3 separate regions of the Mus musculus genome follow, and all the other regions are linked to region 2. Evidence: chromatin loops called from intact Hi-C (ENCODE). Cell type or tissue: heart. All regions are shown on one strand.

The links. A loop is a pair of places that touch in the nucleus more often than their neighbours do. Peaks named below come from ENCODE experiments on the same cell type or tissue, not always from the same donor. Only the 100,000 strongest peaks of a DNase experiment are listed, where the experiment ranks them.
Region 1: it touches region 2 in a loop (6-fold over the local background); 9 of 42 quality-filtered maps call a loop at or near these places.
Region 3: a loop joins it to region 2, with 10 times the contacts of the local background. A loop is called at or near these places in 11 of 42 quality-filtered maps.

What each region holds. Positions count from the first base shown.
Region 1 is chr19:47,654,637-47,662,636 of GRCm38, forward strand. Col17a1 (collagen, type XVII, alpha 1) reads right to left here. Exons shown (of 54, transcript NM_001290825.1): 29 at 7,700-7,762; 30 at 6,461-6,496; 31 at 6,147-6,218; 32 at 5,355-5,381; 33 at 4,589-4,624; 34 at 2,827-2,862; 35 at 2,449-2,529; 36 at 1,547-1,582; 37 at 555-632. Among named protein-coding and RNA genes, the nearest start is that of Col17a1, 33 kb to the right of the region's middle. In heart, a CTCF peak has its summit at 4,441; DNase peaks (open chromatin) are centred at 4,445 and 5,455; H3K4me3 peaks cover 211 bases; H3K27ac peaks cover 3,858 bases.
Region 2 is chr19:47,727,148-47,735,147 of GRCm38, forward strand. Sfr1 (SWI5 dependent recombination repair 1) reads left to right here and starts at 4,609. Exons shown (of 4, transcript NM_026377.2): 1 at 4,609-4,674; 2 at 5,483-5,841; 3 at 6,372-6,764; 4 at 7,677-8,000. The coding sequence starts at 4,662. The coding sequence ends at 7,871. In heart, CTCF peaks have their summits at 4,313 and 5,259; DNase peaks (open chromatin) are centred at 3,634 and 4,474; H3K4me3 peaks cover 2,320 bases; H3K27ac peaks cover 2,636 bases.
Region 3 is chr19:47,576,318-47,584,317 of GRCm38, forward strand. Slk (STE20-like kinase) reads left to right here and starts at 3,702. Exons shown (of 18, transcript NM_001164639.1): 1 at 3,702-4,026. The coding sequence starts at 3,877. In heart, a CTCF peak has its summit at 3,152; DNase peaks (open chromatin) are centred at 2,514, 3,144, 3,794 and 4,204; H3K4me3 peaks cover 3,803 bases; H3K27ac peaks cover 2,456 bases.

The DNA of each region.
Region 1 (8,000 bases), 73 kb before region 2:
AAACCACTGGGGTTCGCTGCATCTTTGCTGCTTGACAGCCCAGGTGGGAGGCCCAGCTGTGGTCCCCCTTGGACCCTTGGTGGACAGGAGGTCACAAGAGTCAGACTTCCTGTGACGGAGAGTCCAAGGACACCCATCCTTGCTTCCCCAGTTAGGTTTGCTTGACTCCTGCCAGTCACACTCACTCCCAACACCTGATCTGACCCAGGTCCTACTGGAAGGCCACGGCCTGCCAGCTGTCATATTCTTGTGACTGTGCCTCTCACACCAGACATTCTCTGCTGTTCTAACCAGCTCCCACTGCAGAGCAGAGAACATGGCCATTCTGACGTGACACTTTGCAGTGACTCACTGGTACAGCTGCTTGGCGCCCTGCCAACAGTGTCATCCCCAGCGACACCTGCCATTCCCTCCCCAGCGACACCTGCCAACAGTGTCATCCCCAGCGACACCTGCCATTCCCTCCCCAGCGACACCTGCCATTCCCTCCCCAGCGACACCTGACAACAGTGTCATCCCCAGCGACACCTGCCCTGGACTGTGCCTGCACTCACGGGCAGAGAGGACCTCAGAGATGGAGCTGCCACTGCTTAGGAATGAGTCACCAGCAAGTCCTGGCTCCCCTCGTGGGCCTGTGGGGAGGACACAGGGTTAGCACGCACACTGCTTCAGTGGAGTTCTGTGGGGCAGGGGCAGATTCAAGGAGGGTGTGGCAAGGAAGGGAGAGACCTAGAGGAGAGAGGCTGCATTCCAGCTGTAGGAGGAAAGACAGACAAATAAGGGGGAAGAAAGCCAGGGCAACAATGGCTGCTACTTCTTCTTCTTTTTTTTTTTAATTAGGTATTTTCTTCATTTACATTTTCAATGCTATCCCAAAAGTCCCCCATACCCTCCCCCTCACTCCCCTACCCACCCACTCCCAGTTCTTGGCCCTGGCGTTCCCCTGTACTGAGGCATATAAAGTTTGCAAGACTAATGGGCCTCTCTTTCCAATGATGGCCGACTAGGCCATCTTCTGATACATATGCAGCTAGAGACATGAGATCTGGGGGTACTGGTTAGTTCATATTGTTGTTCCACCTATAGGGTTGCAGACCCCTTTAGCTCCTTGGGTGCTTTCTCTAGCTCCTCCATTGGGGACCCTGTGATCCATCCAATAGTTGACTGTGAGCATGGCTGCTACTTCTGTTATCTTGATACTTGGACAAATCACTGGACAGTACTGTTATAATCAGAGTCTGGTCATCTGAAGCCCAAGGTCTATGAAAATGGTCTGCTTAACCTTGACCAGAACCTTGACCAGAACTCCTCAGTCTTCCTGTCCTGAGGAGCCCTGACCCTCTCAGAAATATGGGAGAGATGAGAGCAGGTAAAGGCTCTACAGGGCCTGTGGTGAGGAGAGGCCTGTTGTGGAGACAAGAGGCCCTGCCATTCCACCCCCCCCTTTATCTATCATTCAGGGACTTAAACCCCACCCCCACTGCACCCCCATCCCACCCCAGCCTCCCCCAGCCCACAGCCTGTGGTTATACAGGGTGATGCATACCTTGTTGTCCTGGGAGACCAGCAGGGCCAGCTGGACCTGCAAACAGTTATAGAAAAAGCTAAATCACAGCCCCTCCCCCAAAGCTGAGAAAAGGGCAGGTACCTGGGGACACAGGAAGTCTCCCAGAGCAGATTAGCAACCAGAGGCCAGTCCTGTAAAGCTGACAGGAAGGGGAGCCTGAGGTGGGGCACATCTTTACTGCTTGGGGACATCTAGGTCACTTAAATATCCACTGCTCACTGGAGCATGCCTGCATAGGAACAGGGCACACTTGCCTTGGGTATAAATCCTGTTCTTAATTTGAATACAAATATTTTAAATAATTAAAACATAAAACAAGATAACAGGCATCTTGGAAAAATGGGGGTGGGGGGTAGGAATCACAATTCTTTAATATTTTGCTTTATTTTAGTTCAGCAGTGTTTTGGGGGTTTGCTTACATTTGTAAGAAGGCAGCTGTACCCACAGAACTCACACACACCCCTGATGGTGGTGCTCTAGCCTCCCCAGAGCTTTGCTACACAGTTCTGCAACCATGGCGGTACATCCATGAGCCTCACTGAGCACCAGCATTCGGGCTGCCCCAGATAAATCTGTCGTACTATTTCTCTAAGAAACAAAGAGCTCAGGAACCTTCATCAACTGCTCCGGTTCTGGAGACGGAAAGGTCTGGATGGAAACCCTCCCCTGCCCTTTGTCGGCTGTGTGACCTTAGGGGAGTAATTTACCCACTCTGGGTCTCGGTGTCTCAGCAAATGCTGAGTGTAGCATCAGACTCCTCCCTTATAAGTCTCCTCTCCGTAGTCCCTGCCCTCAGTGTCAGGATTTGAACAGATGTGCCTAGAATCTGTTGTCTCCACAGCCTGCTGCTGACTGGGGGCAGAGCAAGAGAACAGACTGACCTGGCGTCCCTGGAGGTCCTGGGGGACCCATGGCACCAGGAGGTCCGGGAGGTCCGGGCACAGTGATTGTTGATGATCCCTCTGGAAACAGAAGAAATATGGGACACATGTCACCTTCAGAGGTGCCAAGACCCCAGTAGGCTGCAGGCCATGCCAGGACCCCAGTAGGCTGTAGGCCAGCAAGACAGGAACCTCTCCTTCTCATCTCTCCAACATCCTAACTTCCCTGGGCTGACTACAGGCCAAGGAGCCACAACATGGTGGTCTGGGCTCACCTGCATCCCTCCCTAAGCACCCGCCACCCGCTGACATTGAGGCAGATGGCCCACATGGGACAGGCAAATAGAACTCAGGGACGTACCCTCCTGGGCTGCCTACCTGAAGTCATGACTCTGCCGGGAGCGCCGGGTTCGCCTGGGGAGGACAAAGGGAGTGGGCAAGAGGATTAACCAGTGGCTTGATGAATCATTTTCAGAGCCTCTGGTTGCACCGAGGGCCACCTGTGGTCCTCTTGCCCTCAAGCTAATGGGATTGTAGTAATGAAGGGAGCCTATGCTACACTGAGTGTTTATCTCTCAACTTAGACCCAGGGCCAGAGCTTTGGTCGTCTCTCAGAGAAGGGGTCTCCTGGGAGGCTGTGGAGGAATGTGCCCTTCCACGAGGCCAGAATGGGGGCCAACCTGAGTCTCGTTCTCAGCCCCGCCCCATCTTTTCTTCCTGTAATGGCCATAGTCGGAGAAATTATCTGAAGATCAAAGGATAAATAAAAGTCACGATCCCATGGGTGAATTCCCTGTGTACCGTTGGTCTTGAGGGACAAGAAAGGATGTGTGAGTGAAGGGCTTCCAGCAAGAGGATGCAGGACTCATGGGTCTCTGTACATATCCACCACTCCAGCACCTCTTGACTAACAATCCATGGCTGGATGGGCTTGGGGCTGGCAAAGGACTAGAGAGGGCATGAATTCTGGAGCTGGGAGCCAGGCTCGCTGAGAGAGCCTGCCTGGCACACTTCAGCTTTACTCCTAGAACTAACCAGAGACGCTCCTTTGACCAAAGCCCTTCCCTGGACGCTAAGGTGTGTGAACAATGATGGTAAGCCCCACAGGGAAGGGTGGCTTTGGTTTCCTCTCAGGGAGAGCAAAAGGGTGCGCTTTGCTCACGTTCCCCCAGCCAGGGCTCAAGGCCAAGGCAGGAGACTGCTCGGAGAGAGTACACTCTAACAATCGACAACCTGCGTCTGAAGTGCAGCTCCTTCAGGAGAGCCTGCAGCCCCCAAGGAATACTCTATGGTCTCCCCTAACCCTATGAGGCCTTACGGAAGCCACCAGAGGTCCACTGGCCTGGGAAGTAGGAACTCGGCTGCCATATTTTACAGCTGTGCTCATTTATCCGCAAAGATCTTTGTGGCTCAGCCGCTCATTAGAAATAATAGTTTTTCAAACCTTTTCTTTCTAGGGTCCCACTTGGGGATGTTTGTGATGAAGAGTGCCAAGGCTCAGGAAAGTGAGGACACAGGACGGAAAAGAGTGTGTGTGACCCTGAGCACCCAGCATTCCTAGGTTTGCCCAGGGCTGGGGTCTGATGGGCAGGACTGAACTAGAGTGTTACTCTGAGCCTGTGTGGCATTGCATTGCCCCAGCCAGACACCCTATAGTCCTTTGACTTGTCCCCTGGTGGGGTTAAGGCACCTCTTCCTTCCTATAGACACCTCTTTCTGCGTCTCTGCTGTCCTCAGTCACACCTGGGACAGGGTGGGGGAATCAGGGTGGCTCTGGTCTCAGTAGACCTTGGCGTCAGGAGTATTTTAGAGGCATTTAAAAGTCAAATAGGCTTAGAAAGCTTGGGAGCAAGCAAGCTTCCTTTCCTATCTTCCTGCCACAAGGACCTGGGGACATGAAAATAAGCCTCAGGGTTCAGCCTGGAACAAGTGGGCCTGAGGACTCAGGCCTCGGCACTCCCTCCTCTCAGCCTTCCTTTGGAACCACTAGATGCCACTGTTGGTCCAGGCTCTGGTCAGAGCAGACCTTCCTGCCTGTCAACCCCTCCCGGCTGTAAAAATGGCTGGTGAGAAGAAAAAGAAAAAGAAAAAGAAAAAGAAAAAGAAAAAGAAAAAAAGCTCCTTGGGAGAAATCACATACCTTTAGTCCCTGGTCGGCCAGGGCTACCAGGAAGTCCTGATGTGATTAAACACAAGTCAGTCAGGATGATTAAGGCCCCGCAGCTCTGGATGTCTGCCCTCCCTCTCTCCCCTCTGGCAGTAACCAGCCAGCACTCTGCCACTCAGTGTGGCCACACGGGCTGCCTGACAGAAGCAGCAGGATCCACTCAGGCCCTGCCTGAAGTCACCTGGAGTGGGCACAGAGCTCTCCCCCAGAAGCCTGTCTGTCTGTCTGTCTGTGAGACATGGAGGCCCAGCAGGGTTGGGTTGAGGTAGACAGAGGCTCTGGAGGATCCCTGTCACTCTGGGTTACAAGGCTGTCACTGTCCCTCTCCCTGTTGACTGCTGTGTCCAGAGTTAGCAGCACGTGTTGGCCTTTGCAGAGCTTGGTATGACTCTCTTTGTCTGACTAGAGAGAGTGAGGGGCTGGATGTGCGTGCATGGTAGAGATTTCTTAAGAGAATTCCTAGCCAGCAGTATCCTTCCTGAGTGTTCCTGCACCAGAGACAGAGCACGGAGCAAACCGGATCTGGCATCACTGATATCAGAATGTCACCTACATGGTCTGTGCAGGGTTCACCCCCCACCACCCTTATGGTCCTTATTAGCACTCACTGTGACAGAACCCGAGTCTGTTTTACTGGAGATGGGAAAGGGAAGGACAGGCTTGTGTAACTAGAGAGACACTGGCTATAGCGCCTGTCCTGTCCTGGCAGGAGATGGCATCCGGGGACTGCATGACTCACCCTGAGGTCCCTGGGGTCCTGTGAGACCTGCAGAAAAGAAGACATAGGACCAAGAGTTGAAGGGTTAAGGACTGCTCCAAGGAGCCACAACACAACATAACATAACACAACACTACACAACACAACACAACACAACACAACCTTGCCCCCAGAGCCGGTGGGCGTGGCAGTGAAGGGCTCAGAGGTTAGGGCCCAGAGTCCTCCATCTCTGGGCAGAGAGCCATTCTGTGAGCTTTGTTGTGAAATGAACAGATGTTCCATTGCACACACACACCCACATATACACATGAGGTCAAATGCTGCCATCGCTCCTCCATTACACTGCACCTAGCTCCAGCCAAGGAGTCGGGGTTCCTGGGTGAATGGACACCGTATCTGGTTTTGACTTACTCTTCCCACAGACCTAAGAATCCTGCTCTTGTTTGGCCCTCGGTGGAGATGCTAGCAAGGCCTCTCCTCTCTGGTCGATAGGTACTGGTGAAGGCCTGGGTACAGCCCCAGGAGAGGAGACAGGCAAGACACTGAACTTGAGTTCAAGTCTACAGTATTAAGAGCACTCATGCCCTTCAACTCCTTGCTTATTTTCATCTGCTACTTCTTCTTTTCAAAATGTCAACTTGTGGTTAGAGTTCTGCCTTGAGCTGCTTGCTGAGGGTAACAGGGTAAGGCTCATACACACACAGTGTAGCATCTGAGCACCTACCCACCACACCCCCAGTGTGCATACACACGGGAACATCCCAGAGTTGCATGCACACAGAGGACAGTGGCATCCCTTTCCTGTCTCATTACCTGGCTTTCCTGGGTCTCCAGCGGGTCCTGGGGGGCCCCGGGTTCCAGGCATCCCTGTCAAGCCTTGTTCACCTGCGGAGAGCATGAAATATGGGAATGGCTCTCCCCTGGGAAAGTGCAGCTGAGCCCCTGGGGTTTCCTCAGCGGCTTGCTGGCAGATAGGCAGGCGGGAGGAAGCACGGTGACCAAGACTGCTGCATGCCCCTTTATCATTAGGATGGAGGGCTCAGGCATGCATGTGGGGGCAGAGGAAGGCCAGGGAGGGGCAGGCAAGGGCAGCCGGTGACCATGAAGACCACAGCGTGGTGACTAACCTCTGGAACCTTGCTGTCCATCAGCGCCAGCCGGACCTGGGAAAGAAGACAAGTGAAGTCTGTTCAGTGCTCCCTCCTGCCCCAGTTCAGTGCTCCCTCCTGCCCCAGTTCAGTGCTCCCTCCTGCCCCAGTTCAGTGCTCCCTCCTGCCCCAGTTCAGTGCTCCCAGTAGCTCCTGCCCCAGTAGGCTTGGAGCACGTGGTCTCCCAGGCAGGCGCTCATACAGCAGTCCCCATGGCCGCCAACCTCAGGAGCCTCGCCTTTGTGATACGCCCCAACACAGGCTCCTCGCAGCTTCTCCTAAGGCGCATGCATTTCCCTCCTGGGAATGGTCCAGGACACCCTGTCCCCAGTGCACTATGAGAACAGTGTCTGCCTCATTCACCTGAGGACCTGGAGGTGAAGGTCCTTCAGGTCCCTGTCACCTCTCCCCTAACCATATTCCTAACCTCCTTCCAACGTGGATTAGCCACACCAGTGGCACCTCTGCATGATTAAACACTTTCTGAGGTTTTTTTGTTTTTTGTTTTTGTTTTGTTTTTGGTTTTTTTCAAGACAGGGTTTCTCTGTATAGCTTTGGCTGTCCTGGAACTCACTTTGTAGACCAGGCTGGCCTCGAATTAAACTCAGAAATCCGCCCGCCTTTGCCTCCCGAGTGCTGGAATTAAAGGCATGAGCCACCATGCCCGGCACTTTCTGAGTTTTAAGGAACACCTGAAATGCCCTTTCTTCTTTCTGTCTTCCAGGCTGAAAACCATCTCTTCTTAGGTTGTATCCTCGCTCTCTGTGACTCCCGTGGCCCCTGTCACCACTCACAAGCTTTGTTGTAACTTGCAGGGATGAAGTAACGCACAACCTAGTAGCTTACGGTCCTGCATACAGTATGCTCTTACTAATGCTTAGTCAGTGAATGGTAGTGAAAGGGTCACATCCCCATTGTGGTGGCTTGAGCATCTATGGGACTCTAAGCTGAGGCCAGGCTCCCTGGAGCTTCTCCGTCTGGATATAGGCACCTCAGTGATGGCTAGTCAAAGGGTGGTGTCCTGAATCTGGCTTTGAAGCTGTCCCTGAGGTGGACTACTGGGGATTCCATGGAACCTCAAACCTTGCAAGTTCTCGGTGAGCAGGAAGTAGTCAGGGAAGAAGGACAATGCCTGCTCCAGAACAATGAGACATTCCCAGAAACCTGCAGCTAGAGAGCCTCTGGGGAGATACTCAGCTCAGACTGTGGGACACTTACCCATTGCGCCTTTGGCTCCGGGTTCACCCACAGCTCCAGGCAAACCTCGAATGCCAGGCTCCCCTGCAAAGAACAAAGGACCAGTTGCTGGAGGCTAAAAGGTAAGTGTGCCTCCACACTGGTAGTGTGAATGTGCCTGCTTCCTCCTGCTTCCTCTTCCCCCAGAGGAGCTGAGAGGGACAACTTCCCTCTGCTTTGCCACCAAGGCCAGGAACACCTATCAACTCGGGCCCCATAGGCAGCAGGTTCAGACTGCTCCAGCAGCCACGGCTGATCTGAGGGTGGCATGTATGAGTCTGGT
Region 2 (8,000 bases):
AGCTCCAGCTGCAAACCCTTGAGCACCAGGACTGGTCTTATAATCATCTTTAACCACACTGAAGCTTGAGAAAGAGCAGCTCCTGTGATAATTTCACAGTCTTGGAGTCTGTTTGATGTGTAAACATGCCAGTTCTGTCTTCTCCCCCTGCCTCTCGTTACTGTTTCAGTCCTGAGGTAGACATTTATTGGGGACTTTCTTAGTTGGAAGGGGAAACAGGAAATGGGAGGTAAGAGACCACTCTTTCACATTTTAGATCTCGCTGCTGCTTGGGTTCCACTCTCTCACACCTTGGCAAGCTTTGAGGATAGAGAATGCTGGGTCAAATATGTGAATTTAGGTTAACCAGATGGTTTTTTTCCCCCCCTCAGATGACATTTCTGAATGAATAAAAAAAATCTGAGAAAGAAGTGGCCGTGAGCAACACCTTTATTCTCTCCTCTCATAGCCTCACACTCCTGCCACCAACCACCCCTTTCTCATCCCACACAGCCCCCCCTCCTTCATCACCCCAATCACTCCATTTTTCTCTGAGGGAGCAGCATACCCAGCAACAGCAGTGAGTCCCAGACTTCTGTGTCTCTCGTCTGTAATGGACTTGACAAAACTCCAGATCTGGTAGGACGCAAACGCAGCAAACGCAGGAACTTCATGTGAAGGGATCTCGTTAGGTTTTTGTTTGTTAATCTGCACCTAAGTTAGCAGAAGCTTTCCCAGGTGTCTGGTGCTGGAAAGGTTTTGTCCCACTGATGGTTTCGGCCCTCATCATGGTATCTCCTCACTCTAGGTACCCATCCTATTTAGTGAGGCAAACATCTTATGGATACCTAAAATAACGCAGGGTCTTTCGTCTTGTGGTTTAAAATACAATTCTTTTATGGTTGATATAGCTGAATATATATACATACACACACACACACACACACATATATATATATTTATGGAGAGAGCACAGAGGTCACCTGTGGTATTTGATAATCTCTAAAAGTAGATTAATCATGGGCCTGGAGAGATGGCTCAGCGGTTAAAAGCACTGGCTGCTCTTCCGAAGGTTCTGAGTTCAATTCCCAGCAGCCCCATGGTGGCTCACAACCATCTGTAATGGGATCTGATGCCCTCTTCTGGTGTGTCTGAAGACAGCTACAGTCTACTCATACACATAAAATAAATAAATCTTTTTGAAGAAGTAAGTTAATCACACATTCTTGAATTCCCCATGAGAATTCATTAGGCAACAGAGAGAGAACAAGAAACACAGAGTCAATTATTCTCGAAAGGAAACTAGGAACTGACCAAGCAATAGAACACCTTTGTACCATGCAGAGGTCTGTAAGATGCCACTGGCAAGAGAAACCTAGACAAGAGCTTTTGAAGGTGTTTTTCCATTTGCATACAGTAAGAAAATGTCCGGGTAAATAGTTAGGAACACCTACTGAATTCTTTTTGTGCTGTAAATCAACTTTATCATGTGGGTTTTATTTAATTCTTCACCTAAATGGTTTATACTCATAAGTTTACAATCTTAAGGGGAAAAAAAATCCTTTGGATACTAGCTATGTCTTCATGAGACAAAGTTTCTGTCAATATAGAAAAGTCTATGAAATAAATTATCCTAAGTTCATGCTAGGATATAAAAACTGCGAAAGCTGCAAGGTTAGAAGAAAAAGAAATCGACTGAACATTTCAACTGTGCTTAAAATACCTTTATGGTTGCACAGGGAAAAAGAGAGAGGCAGGGAGCGTGGGGGAGGGAGAGGGAGAAAGACTATATAATATTGTTTTCTTACACTTAAAAGTGAATAATAAACCAAACCTTCATAAAGATTCCTAGGTCCGTGTCATCACCCATCAACAGTTTGAATGGAAGACACATTTTACCACTCCCTGGTGAATAATAATGGAGTCAACGGTAGCCTTGGGAATCGAAGAAACTGAAAAACACAGAGAAAGTCTGACTTCGGATGAAATTAATTACTATTATCCCTGAATCCTAGGACAAGTCTCCCATTGTTCTCTGTGGTAGGGTAAGGAGTCTTTGTTCCCTGGCTCACAAGGAAGCACTTTTAACTACTTGAAAATTTCATACGAAAATAAAAATGTCCTCTGTGACAAATACCAAACTCTTTGTAGGCAAATAGATTTCAGGTCACTAAAGACATGAAAATATTTCTCTAAAGACACATGGAAACTATAATGGTTACTTTTAGTCCCCGTCGCCCACCCTAAAGCTAACGGTCGAACCCAGGGCCTCATGAATGGCAGGTAAGCATCCTATCACAGAGCTGTGTCTCCATTTGTGTAGGGGCAATTTATACATATTCCAGATCTTTTGCATTAAATTGAGTATGGGAAGTAAAATACAAACATATGGGAAGACCATTGACACAGCACACAGAAGAGAGAATGGCCAACAGACACACATTTCCGAGCTAACAGGTTTTCCTGAGAGCTAGTTCAGAGGTCCTTGGAAAGCTTGGCCAGTCTTATTTTAATACATCAGTTTCATATAAAAACAAGTCAGAACATTTGCAAGGCAAGATGTTGTTTTCCTTTATGTAGTCAGTAAAAGCATAGCTCTAAGATTAGGCTGTAATAACAAAAGAATTTGGGAGCAGCTGATTTTAGACTTATAAAAACAACTCACCCTTACGCCTCAAGGCATCCTGAATATGAAGTGTGCTTTGTGCTTCAAGTGTCAGGGCAGGTAAGTCTGCCCTTTTTTGTAATGAGAGAACTCATAGGAAGGAAAAAATGAGAAGAAATGATTTCACAGACTGATCTGTGAGTTGGTGAGTAACACTTGTACCATAAAAATCATGCATTCTACTGCCTTCCCCTTAATCTCAGCACTCGGGAGACAGAGGCAGGAGGATTTCTGTGAATTCCAGACCAGTCTGGGCTACAAAGCAAGGTCCAGAACAACCAGGGGAGTTACAGAGGAACCCTGTCTTAAAAAACCATCAAACAAAACAACCTCCTGTCCCCAAGTAATGAATTCTGTTCTTGCTGTTTCTTAAACATTTAGGAGTGGAACATTAATTTATTAATGGTCACATGTGAAGGCTTGACGTTTTCTGGTATTTATGGCTTAAGTTGTGTGGACTTTTAGCTATCATAGCACTCTTTTAAAAATCCGTGCTTTTGGGAAAGGTAAGGGATAAAAGCTTGTGAGACATTGCTTTAAGTCAATTAGGGAATGACGAATATGCTTGACTAAATGTTCCTTTGGTGTTTTGCATGATTCTAGCTGCCTCTCATACATTATCATTGAATTTCCCTGTCTCTAGGAGGTGAATATTGTTCTCATTTACCAAGCCATCGAACTGAGGTCCACGGCCACACTACACTCCATTGCACAAAACAAAAACAAACCAAAGAAGAAACCGTGGTGCCAGGACTCTAATCTAGGCAATTGCAACATCTGCAGATCTAATCACCTCATTAAGTTCCTTTAGGTTCTGTATTTATTAACTGACCGCCTAGGAGTCTAATCAGTTCTTTCGGGTTACTTTAAAGCCACTATTAGCAGATATTCGGAAAGAGAGCTGTCCCTTATTACAAACTTCCCAGTGACTCACAAGTTAGCTCAACTTCTCTACACCCACGGCTCCACCCAAGCTAGTTCATTTTGCTGTTGCATAGCAACAGAACATCCTGAACACTAGAAGGCCGTGCAGCCTCCCAGAGTCTAGCAAGGGGCCTCCTGGGGGCCCCCAGAGCCTAGCAAGGGGGCATCCCGGGAGTCGAGCCAGGGTCTAGCAAGGGGCCTCCCGGGGGCCCCCCAGAGTCTAGCAAGGGGCACCCCCAGGAGTCGAGCCAGGGTCTAGCAAGGGGCCTCGGGGGGGGGGGGGCAGGATCAAGCAAGGGGTTTAGTTCTCAAATATCTGAATTCTAGTCCGAACCTGTCGGATCGACCGCGCCCCGCTTCCTGTTCTGCGCCATAATACACTTCCTTAGGTTATTTTTTTCTCAGATTTGACCAAAACATGTGAAGCCAAGCAGAGGTGGGCACAGACCAAAATAAGGGGGCGAGTCCGCAAGGCAGGCTGGGGATGCCCTCTACTGTTTATGCAGAGACACCCACATAGACTCCGAGCCAGCAGGGAGCCGAGCGGGCCCCGCGGTTTCCGGCCCTGCCACGTCTGAGGAAAAGCCTTTGCGGTGGGGAAAGCCGAGCCTGCCAGGGGGCGAGCGCTGCCAGAGGGCGGTGCTCTCGGGCGCGCCACCCTGACGATACCCACCCCGCCCCCAACCCCACCAGGGAAGCTGCTCGGGAAGGCAGCTGGCACCGCAACTCCCAAAGGCAGTGGCGAGCGGAAGCGCGCCCCCCTCAGGCCCCTCCAAGGGCCTAACATCGTTTTTTCCATGGACGCCACCCCACGGCTGGCGGCCGCGCGCGCGTAGCCGAGCCCTGGAGCGCGCCGGCCAGCCCTGCCAATCACGAGCCGCGCCCGCCTCCCGCCAGGCCCCGCTCCGCCCCGTGGCCCAGGCCCGCGGCCCGCCGCGCACGCGCAGTCGGAGCTGTACGGAGCACATCCGCCTGCTCCGGCCAAGCTAGCCAATCGTACGTCTCTTCTCCGGTGAGGCTCCGCCCCCGGGGCGAGGTCAGTGGGCTGCGGGCGCTCCGCTGGCTGTGTGTACGGTGTGTCGCCGCTGTGAGCATGGCTGAGGAAGGTACTGAGCTTTCTCCCTGGGGTTGGCCTGAGCGGCAGGCCTGCGGGTGTCTGGGTATCTGACGGAGAAGCTCTCTCCGGCGTCGCGGGAGCTCGGCCTCCTGCTCTGTGGGATAGAGGGCTTTCTGTGGCGAGGGAGGCGGAGGAGTGGAGGAGGAGGGCTACGGGGTTGCTGAAGAGAAGGGAGCTGGGGGGAGCGCGCTTTCTGTGGTGGGGGGACGGGGTGGGGAAAGGGGGAGCTGAGTGGGGTGCGGGGACGGGGGGAGGGCTTTCTGTGGTGAGGAGGGAGGGGAAAGGGGGAGGGAGAGTGGGCGGGGCTTTGTGGAGAAGATGGACGGGGCTGGGGAGGAGGGCGGAGTCTTTGACCATAGTAAACCCAAAGGGGCAGATGCTGCTTTCTGACACCTCGGGACTCGTTCTTGGTTCTAGGCGCAAAGCTTTTAAGAGTCAAGATTCAGGCTGTATTGCTTTTATTTACGAAATTATAACAAAAATTAAAGTTCTTGACTAGTTATAGTTCCCCTTCCTGAAACGCAAATTTTTGGGGGTGTTTTGAAGGGAAAAAAAGAAAGACAGTGAGATACTAGCTGGTTTATTTGTCGTGAAAGAAACAGGACTTGGTTACTTCCCCATGTGGAGAGGTAAATGGAAAATATGAGAAGAATTAGAATAAATTATAGCTACATGTAATTGGAAGAAATGGCTGACTATTTTTGGTGTTTAGTTCACTGAAGAAAATTTTGTTCAGAAAAATTGAGGTCTGTTTTGAGATAATTTGATTATCATTCGCGTCTTTTCTTTTTGATAAGGAAATCAGGAGTTCACTTCCAAGATGGAAAACTCATCAGATTCAGCATCGACTTCACCTGATGCTCCTCAGCCCAGTGAGAATCCACCATCACCACCGACTTCACCTGCCGCTCCTCAGACCAGTGAGAATCCACCATCACCACCGACTTCACCTGCCGTTCCTCAGACCAGGGAGAATCCACCATCACCACCGACTTCACCTGCCGCTCCTCAGCCCAGGGAGAATCCACCATCACCACCGACTTCACCTGCCGCTCCTCAGCCCAGGGAGAATCCACCATCACCCCCGACTTCACCTGCCGCTCCTCAGCCCAGGGAGAATCCACCATCACCCCATTCGAATAGTTCAGGAAAACAAGTATGGATATCTGTGTTGTCCTCTATCCCCCACCCCCATCTGTTCTGTTCCAGAGTATTCTGATAGTGCCAGTTTTAAGGCTACTGGAGTGTGAATTAATATGTAGCTCATACCTTTCTAACTGCCAAGATTTTCTTCTTGAATCGGTTCATTTTGTTTAATTTCTTATGAGGTTACTGCGATGCTCCAAACCAAGGAAACTTGAATCTGTACAGTATTTCTTAGGGGGAAGTCTTTGGTAGCAGGTCTTCTCCTTAGTTTATAGTTCTGAAGCATTTCTAGTATTATCAGGCAAATACTAGCTGCCAGTGGCAGGCGAAGTGTCTCAGTCCTATTTTAGTTAACCTTGCTAAAGTAAGACTATAGGTAGCCTCTGGATATTAGAGACATTGGTGATGCTCGCATGAGATTTGTGGAAACAGAAAGCCATCCATTGTACCTATCGTAGAAGCATATAGCCTTTATTTTTAATAGATTGACTTACTACAAGAATGTATCCTTAACATTTTTGATGTTTGTGTCTTTTTCAGCCTCTGAGTGGAACACCTAAAGAAAGGTTAAAGAAAGCAAGATCTTCATCTCATTCATTTTGTAGTGTGGTGAAGCGTATGAAGGTAGAGAATGACGAAAATAATGAGACCCTTTCAGAACCAGGAGAATCTTCAAAGGAAGAAAATTGTTCAAAGGCCCAAGAAAGCTTGAAAAACAAAGACAGTGAGCCTGGAGAAAAGAGCTCAGAGGAGAAAAACACGTGTGAATCTAAGTCGTCGGATACTGGGTCATCTAATGCCCTCCCAAAGGAGTCTGAGAATGCGATCATTAGAGAAAAATTAAAACAAGAAAAAATAAGATTGATTAGGCAGGTTGAAGAGAAGGAAGACCTTCTTCGGAGGTTAAAGTTAGTCAAGATGTATAGAATAAAGGTGAGAAGAATCTTAGAACCGTTACATCATTTTTACATAAACTGCGGTAGTTTCTAAATTGGAGATACATTTTAGTTTGATAAACAATCAGCCAGATAACCAGAAACCCGGGTTACAAGAGCTTTGACTGAAATAGAAGTAGTTGGTTCAGAGTGAGGCTGAGGAACCCCTTCAACACGAGGTAAAACTTAAAAGCTTAGGGTTTTGTTTAATGCACAGGTGGAGCGTTTTGGCCTTAATTTCTAGCCAGTAGCAAGATGAGAAGTGAGAGGTGTTCCATGAAGATGCAGGGGGACAGAGCACGATGGTGTTAGAACTAAAAGTGGACCACAGAATGCAAGGTGCTGTACTTTCAGTAACGATCCTGCATAAATGTCAGGCATTTTATTTGGGAAAACAGATTTTAGGTTTCAGCTTACACACGTTGAGTAAAATAGAACATGGATGTCTAGAAGGAGACATTTATTATCTTTGTAGTTCTTACCCAGGTAACACCTCATTTTATCCCAAAACTGGAGTAAGTGACAGAATAGCATGTCTTATATGTGATTTTGAATTTTTAGGACTTTTCTAAATGTAACTGAATAAAATGTTGAAAATACTTTAAACTTGAATATTTTTACCTTTAAGAAGTTTGCGGTACATGGAGACATTAGAAAGGCACAACACAACGTCGTATCTTAAAAAGTATAGTTATATAAAAGGTGTACTGAGAGCCTCAGCTTGTTCTTACATCTAACATGTGAATTTAATAACACTTTTCTAAGGTTAAGGTTTGTCCAGAGCTTGTACTGCCCTTTATACCTGTTACTGGCCTTTAAAGTTAGACAGGAACTAGTTAATTAATTTAGCTACCTTGATGATGTGAGTTGAGCCCCACATCTGATGACTGACTGACTTTTTCTGTTTCAGAACGACGTGACTGAGTTAGAGAATCTAATAAAGAAGTGGAGGAAGTGTGGTCAGCGGCTGCTGTGTGAGCTGCAGTCTATCATGTCGGAGGACGAGGACGAGAAGCTGACGCTCACCGAGCTGATCGACTTCTACGGGATAGATGACAACTTGCTGCACTACAATCGAAGTGAAGAAGAGTTTACAGGGGTGTGATACATTTTCCAGGCTATTTTCTCCCTCTCTTCTTTGGGTGATGTGATCATACCTAGGGCCTCAAAACATGTGCTCTGTTCCTGAGCTATACACTTGGCCCATTTACAGATTGTCTTTGAGAATGGCAAT
Region 3 (8,000 bases), 150 kb before region 2:
TTTGTGCTGATGGAAGTCGGAAGAGGAGTCGAACATCCTGGAACTGGAGCTATGGGACACTGTGAATTACTAGGCGACTGCTGGGAACTGAACCTGGGTCTTCTCCAAAAACCAAATGCTCTTAGCTGCCGAGCCATCTCTACAGTCCCAAATCCCTGCTTCAAGTTACTTTCTAGCCATAGGCCACGCCTATTACTTTAATGTTAAAACATTTTCTTAAGAGGTCCACTTATTTTTTTTCCCATCATATATTGGGGAAAAAAAAAAACCCTACGAGAATGTTTGCAGTTGTAAAGATAAATCTGAGTTTTTCCTTTGCTTAGTGTTTTTACTATGTAAACACAGAGCACCAGACGCCTTTATTAGGGGAGCCACAGAGGGGATTTATTCAGCTCCCTGCGCTTTGAGTTTCCTCCTCGTCCTCTGGCCATCTTCTCTACTACACTGGCTGTTTTTCATTTATTTATATTTGTTTTTTAGAAAACACTGGGGCTGGTGAGATGGCTCAGTGGTTAAGAGTGCCCACTGCTCTTCCAAAGGTCCTGAGTTCAAATCCCAGCAACCACATGGTGGCTCACAACCATCCGTAATGAAATCTGATGCCCTCTTCTGGAGTGTCTGAAGACAGCTACAGTGTACTTACATATAATAAATAAATATTAAAAAAAAGAAAACATTTTATTGATGTATCATTGACACATAAATCTGCTCATAGCTAAGGAAGAGTTTGGAAATAGGTACATATTCACGAAGCCGTAGTCATATTCTCTGTCAGGAATATAGTGAATATAGCTATCATTATAGTCTTAGCTATGTGTGTGTACACATGTGTGCACGTGTGTATGTATGTGCATGTGGAGGCCAGGGGCCAATGTCAGATGCCTTCTTCTCTTACTCCCTACCTTAATTTTTTTTTTTGTGATAGATTATCTCACTGAACCTGGAGTTTGAGGTCTAGGCCATGCTGGCTGTCCAGAGAGCCCCTGGGATCTGTCTGTCCTTCCCTCCCCGTCCCCCCAGCACTGGGGTTATAACTGTGCTCTGCCTGGCTTTTACTGGCTGCTTAGGATTGAAATCAGGTCCTCAGACATGTAGAACAGTACTTGCCCCACTGTGCTGTCTCCCTAGCCCAGCCTGAGCTTCTTAACAGGAATGAACCGGAGTGAGGAGGAACTCAAAAGGCGAGACGTTCCCTAGATTATGATTTCCGTATTTCATTTTTGAGGCGGAATCTCACCCTGTGGGTCAGGCTGGAACTAGAACCCACTTTTATGTTGTAGATGGCCTGGAGTTCATTGTAAGCCTCCCGTCTCAGCCTCAGGAATGCTGGGATCGCAGGTATCCGTTGCCATGTCTAACTTTTATTTCTTAAGATTTAATATGTATAATCCCAGCACTCGGGAGGCAGAGGCAGGCAGATTTCTGAGTTCGAGGCCAGCCTGGTCTACAAAGTGAGTTCCAGGACAGCCTATAAAGAAAAACCCTGTCTTGAAAAACAAACAAACAAAAAACAACAAAAAACCAAAACAACAACAACAACAAAAAGATTTTATATGTACGTATGTGACCTTTTGGGAAGGCAAGCAAGCCTCTCCTATTCTGAGATGAACAACACAGAACCCTATTCTTTCACCCAGATCTACTCCGGTTGCTTTACACTGAGGAGATATCAAATACGGGGACTGTGAGAAAGGATTCGTATGCGAAGGCATCTGTCAGTGTGGCAGAAATACTGTAAAGAATCCAACTATGTCATTATGGAGCAGAACAATACAGATAATACTAGAACCTTACACGGGCTAGACATACATCTTCATACAGAGTGTAATCTACTAGTGGTTCTGTTGGCTGGTGGAATTATAGTACTTCTTAATTTTATTCTTTACATATTTTCTCCATGAATAATATTAAAACTGACTAGGTCATTTTCATGGTGTGTGTAACATGGAAATACATGAAAGTGTATATTTTTAATGTATGCAGTTCAGTGTGTATCAATTATATATAAAATATCTTGAAACAGAAGGATCTTGAGAAAACAATCTTGAGCCTTTTACGGAACAACTGCTACATTTTGGGGCTAGAGCAAAACAAAACAAGAAAGAAAACAAGAAAAAAACAACAAGAAAGTGGTTAAGAGCAAATGCACTTAACTGCTGCACACTCGCTCTGGCCTCAAATTTAAGCGCTTGCTATTGTCCCCTTTGTACCACTAGGCCTCATCTTTTGTCAAAGTCTACTATTTTAATTTTTAAAACGTTTTCTTGTGGTATTCACTCATTTCCTGGTCTGCTTTCTACACCTACCCTGGAATGTGGCCCTGCTCTTGGTCACCTTGATGGGTGACCCCGCCTCTGCCTCCCCGCCCCCCTCCTCCCCAAAGGGCTTCTGTCAGGTGGAGGAGGGGGACGGTAAATCATTTGACAGACTCCAGGCGACACCCACATAGCCCCAGCAAATCTGGAATCCCCGGCTGGATTAGCTCAGGTGAGACTCAGGAAGGGCGGCACCAGTTTTCTGGCTGTGGAGGTGACCCAGAGGTTATCCTTAAGGGAGTGTCACCACTCCAGAAGCCGATCTTAAACAATTTCCTTTTTATTTTTTGAGACAGGGCTTTTTTCTGTAGCCCAGGCTGGTCTCGAACTCGTTATCATTCGTTGGCAGCTTCCCCAGGGCTCCACCACACCTACCTTTTAAACAATTTTTTTTTACAACCTATGTTTGCACTACCTTCATATTGAGTAAATATTGTGCACTTGCTGGTGCAAGCCCTGTGCAAAGGGTTTCCATTTATTGTCTCTTTTGATCTATGCCGCAACGTTTCAGTAAGGACTATGGAGATCATAGGAATGGGGACTCGGATGCTGTATTCAAAGTCACTGAACTATGGCTCAAAGCCCAGGCTCCCGGCTTTCCCTCTCCCTGGACTCTTGTATGAGTTCCGAAGCGGAAACAGTGCACTTTCAGGCACCCACAAGCATAGCCTGCTTTCCCGCGTCCCCCTTGTGCAGAATGAGGCAACATCCGCCAGCGCAATCAACAGGGTCGCGCCGAAGGAGACCTGGCCAACGACGTCGTGGAGCCACCCGGCTCGGGCTCGCAGAGGTCAACGCAAAACCCTCGAGGAGGATGGAAGCGCTCAAGCCTCCACCACACCTCCCGCCGCAGGCGCCACCGAGCCGCCGCGCCGCCAGCCCGGCGGAGCCAGCGCGCGTGCGCGGGGCCAGAGGGTACGCCCTCGCGAGCGCGCGGGGAGCGGGGCGCGTCACCGCGCGGGCGAGCGCGCGCGCGGCCGAGGAGCTCGGGCGCGCTGCGAGACGGCGTCGGCGTCCGTGCGCGCTGCGGGCCGAGGCTGTGTGGGCTGAGGCGACGAGCGAGGCAGCGGCGCCCCAGAGCCGAGGGGACGCGCGGGTGTCGCGCAGTGGGAGCGGACGCTTCGGAGCAGACGTGGGGCCCCGGCGGGAGAGCTTGGCTTCGCCGCTACGCGCCTGCCGGGCGCCGGCCGCTTCCCGGGTCCGGAGCGGCCGCCGCCCCGGGAGACGCGCGGTGACACGGGCCTAAGGCGCCGCGGGCCGCGGGCGTCCGCGCCGCTCGGACCCGTGCGGCCCGGTGCGGGCCGGGGACGAGCGCCGGGGCAGGTGCAGCCCCCGGGGCCCGCGAGCGAGGTGCCCACCGTGCCGCTCGGCCCGTCCCGGCTCGCGGCGGCCGCGCGCCCCACTCCGGGGCCGGAGCCCGGTCGGCGCCCCGCCTTCTCCGGGGAGCGCCCGGCGGGAGCGGCCCGGACCCCGGGCTCGCGCGGGAGACGACGCGCCACAAACTTTGCCTTTTATTGTTCCTAGCCCTTTAAGGGCAAGGGGCTCTGCTGGGCTTGGAAAAATGTCCTTCTTCAATTTCCGTAAGATCTTCAAGTTGGGGAGCGAGAAGAAGAAGAAACAGTACGAACACGTGAAGAGAGACCTGAACCCCGAAGAGTTTTGGGAGATTATTGGAGAACTGGGCGACGGAGCCTTCGGGAAAGTCTATAAGGTAAGAGGGGGAAAACGGGAAGTTGGCTTAGGAGGAGATGAAACGGCCGCCTGTCCGGAGTGGCACGAGGACTTCACCCCAGCAGCCCTTCCCGTGACTTGCCCGCTCCTTGGCTTTGTAGGTTGAAACTTCAGCTCAGCATCCAAGCCGTTACGGAATACCGTGGGGCCGGATGCAGTTTCAGGAGTGATGGGTCTGCAGTCTAAACCCTGTCAAACTTCCGAATTTAATGGGAGGAGCGGGTGGTTGCGGCCCGGCCCTCGAGTCTTTTAAAATCGGAAACTCGTTAGCTTCTTTCTCCCTGTGCTGATGTTTGTTTACTAGTGGCGTTTGCATGTGTGCATGAAACAGGTAACTTTTTGGAGATGGGGACAGTATGTATAATTCAGATAAAACGAGCAAAAGGTGCCTGGCCAGCATGGAGCCCGTTCTTGAGTTGGTTGCTTGGCCACATGGGATGGAATTTCTGACAACATTTCCAGGAGATCTTCATTTCATCCTAGTTTTGAAATTCGATAAGCATTGGCTAGAAGGCAATACCAGTGCTTGAGGAATCAGAAAACTACACGAGTATTTATGTATTTCAATAGAGGTTTGATGTTTCTACACAAAGGTGTGAATGTTAACTGTTTACCCTGTCCTAGGAAGTATATGAATGATGTCATTGGAATATTTACTTCCTGAAGGGCGAGGTTTTTATGAGCCACAGTTTAGGGGTAGGACCCACTGGTTGCCTAGAATTGAAAACATAGATTCAAGACTTTCCATTCTCACATAATTTGTATCGTATAAAAGTCCTGAGAAGTGGCAGTGTCCACCTGCTCATGGAGGGAGACAGTGAAGCTCACAGACAGTTCATGGCCACCATGATTCAGTGTAGCCTTGAACTCAGGCCTCTGTGCCCATATGTAGTAGTGTCTTTTTACTTTTAATTCCATTCAGTCGAAAGCATGTCCTCTACTTTCTAAGCACAGCACACTTTGTCTTGTAATGCGTGCCTTGAATGCATTCTGTCAAAATTCTGGTCTTTTTTTTTTTTTTTTTTTTAATCCAGTCTGAAAGACACACTTTGATTGCTTGCTCTATGTGTTTTCAGAACATCTTGTTCACATGGCTACTGTAGCACTTGTCACATATTATAATTGACATTTTCATGTTTATATAATAAAATTAAGGCCCAAAGTTTCACATTTGAATCTATGCCTCACACATTTGTTGAAATGAAACAATGTATGTTACCTTTAGATGAATGCTAATGAAAGTCAGCATATAGTATGGTTTCAGCAAGAGCTTATTGTTGAAGATGCACAGCAGAAGGGCATGTAAGGGTGGTAGGAAGTCATCCTGGGGAGACTCGTTTAGTACTGGCTGTCAGAGCCAGCTTGGCGGTCATGACCAAAATAACCACCTCTCCCAACTTCGATTTTCTTAGTTCTAAAACCATAGGTTTCCTTAAACGTTTCTTCAGATCTTTCCACGTATTAATGTCCTCTGAATATGCAGTTACTGAGGAAAGGCGACGATTAACTCACAAGGGACCTGGAATCTTGTAGTGAGAAGGTGGTCGGTGGTTGCGAAGTTTTCATGGTGGGAAGACATTTCATCCACTGTAAACAGCATAGCATCGAGAGCATGGGTTTCTATACTAGAGTATTTCTTGCTCTCCACAACATAAGTCTGTGACCTTGGGCAAGGTACTTACTTATTAGTGGTTGATTTCCCTCATTAGAAGGCCTACTCAGTATCTGTAGTGTAAATACATAGAAAGTATAAGGCAGCCAGAAGGAGTTCAATAAATGGTACAAATTTCTGTCATTGTCTGAAGAGGTTATAGAAGCAAAATATGGGATGGGAGAGATGAAAGGGACCCAGTAGCTGTTGACTTGGTTTCTAGGGCAGCTGTGCAGTTTTACTCTGCAGAAGGTGATGTGTAATCCCATCGCAACATTAGTTGAAATTTCCTAAAAAATTTGAGACATTGTGTAGCTCAACATTACCAAGTGCCTAGCATAATTCCTGGGGGCTTAAAGATTGCTTTAAAATGATATTGACTAACATAAATTCTTTGTGTCTGTTTTTGAGGAGTTATGTAGGAATTTTTGTTTTGTTTTTTGTTTTTAAAAAATTTACATTTTAAGCTTATCTAACTTTGGCCTCTTTTTCTTTTATTTATTATTATTATTATTATTTATTTATTTTTTTCCAAGACAGGGTTTCTCTGTGTAGCCCTGGCTGTCCTGGAACTCACTCTGTAGAGCAGGCTGGCCTTGAACTCAGAAATCGACTTTCTTTTTCATTTTTCCAAAAGTTGTTTATTTTTCAGAATTCTCTGGAAGTTGTGAACTTATGTGAGGGAAACTAGACTTCTTTTTGTAGGGTGGATGTTATCAGACCATAATATTTTTGGTAGTGTGCAGTAGACAACTATTTTGAAACTTGATTCCAGCTACCATTTGCTTGTAGAAATTGGTGACTGTTAAAAGGTTAAATCATAACTGGGCAGTCATGTTATGTTCTTAGTTTTAATATCGGCTTCCCATCATATAGTCTCACTCCTGTATGGCTCTCACATTTACTGGCATGCTTGGAAAATCACCACTGTTTTAAATTTGTTTTCTTTTTAATGTAGTGTGGTTAAATGTAAATGAGGGTATATAATATTTTTCATTCAATCAGAAACAAAAAGATGATATAAAAATATGTATTGAGTAGCAAGTCTAGAAACTGTTTTACCTAGTAAAGTATTTGAAAGTTCTGGCTGTGTGCTGTGTTGCAACTGACAGGCCTATACCTTTTATAAAGTAGTGAAATATGTAATTCTTGTAAGTGTGTATGTGTTTAGCTGATAATAAAATAAATTTACATTGACAACATCAGGGTCAAGGAATTCTGCTGCACCTCAGACTCTCAGTTTAGTTTTATAAGTGTTTGAGCATTATAAAAATAGAATCATATTAAGAGTATGCTGTCTTCCCTTTCAGAACCATTATTGTTTGTTACATGACCTTGGTTATTATCTGTCGCTGTGGTTAGTTCATTTTCATTGTTGTGTAGCATCCATTATGGGGTTATATTGCAGTCATTTGACATTTTACTGCTAGTAGGTATGTTGGTTGTTTCTAAAGTTTTTTGTTTTTGTTTTTTTTTTAAAGATTTATTTATTTATTATGTGTAAGTACATCGTAGCTGACTTTAGACGAACCAAAAGAGGGTGTCAGATCTCATTACTGATGGGTGTGAGCCACCATGTGGTTGCTGGGATTTGAACTCAGGGCCTTTGGAAGAGCAGTCGGTTCTCTTAACCGCTGAGCCATCTCTCCAGCTCTGTTTCTTAGTTTTGATGCTGACATAAAACGCTAGGATACTTCACGAAGACTTAATTTAGGAATGGCATGGTTGTGTTTCTGGAGAAGTATGACTTTAATTTTACTAGTAAACTCAGTAACTATACTACATTCCTGCTGGCTGTGTAAAGATGTCTTTGATTTTCATTCTTGCCAACATTTGGTATTTTTAGAATTTTTGACCATCTGATTATTAGTAAATGCTTTTTATGTTTGTTGGAGTTTAAATTTTTTTTGTATTCCATTCTTTTGTTCATTTTCTTGTTAATACCATTTTGCATCTATATATGTAGTATACACATTTGTAGTAGTATATTTGTGTATATTCCAAACGTCTGCATATATATAATTTTAACCGTTTTCCGGTTTGGTATCATAAATACCTTCTCATTCTGTACTTTGTCTTTCTAGTCTCATTACAGAGTCTTTGCTGAGAGACTTTTTCAAGTCAGAAGAGTATAATTTTTCAGTTTTTTTCTTTTCAAGCTAATGGTGTTTTTGTTTTGTTTGTTTGTTTGTTTTTTGTCTTGTTTTTTGTTTTTTTTTTTGTTTTTTGGTTTTTTTTTTTTTGAGACAGGGTTTCTCTGTGTAGCCCTGGCTGTCCTGGAACTCACTTTGTAGACCAGGCTG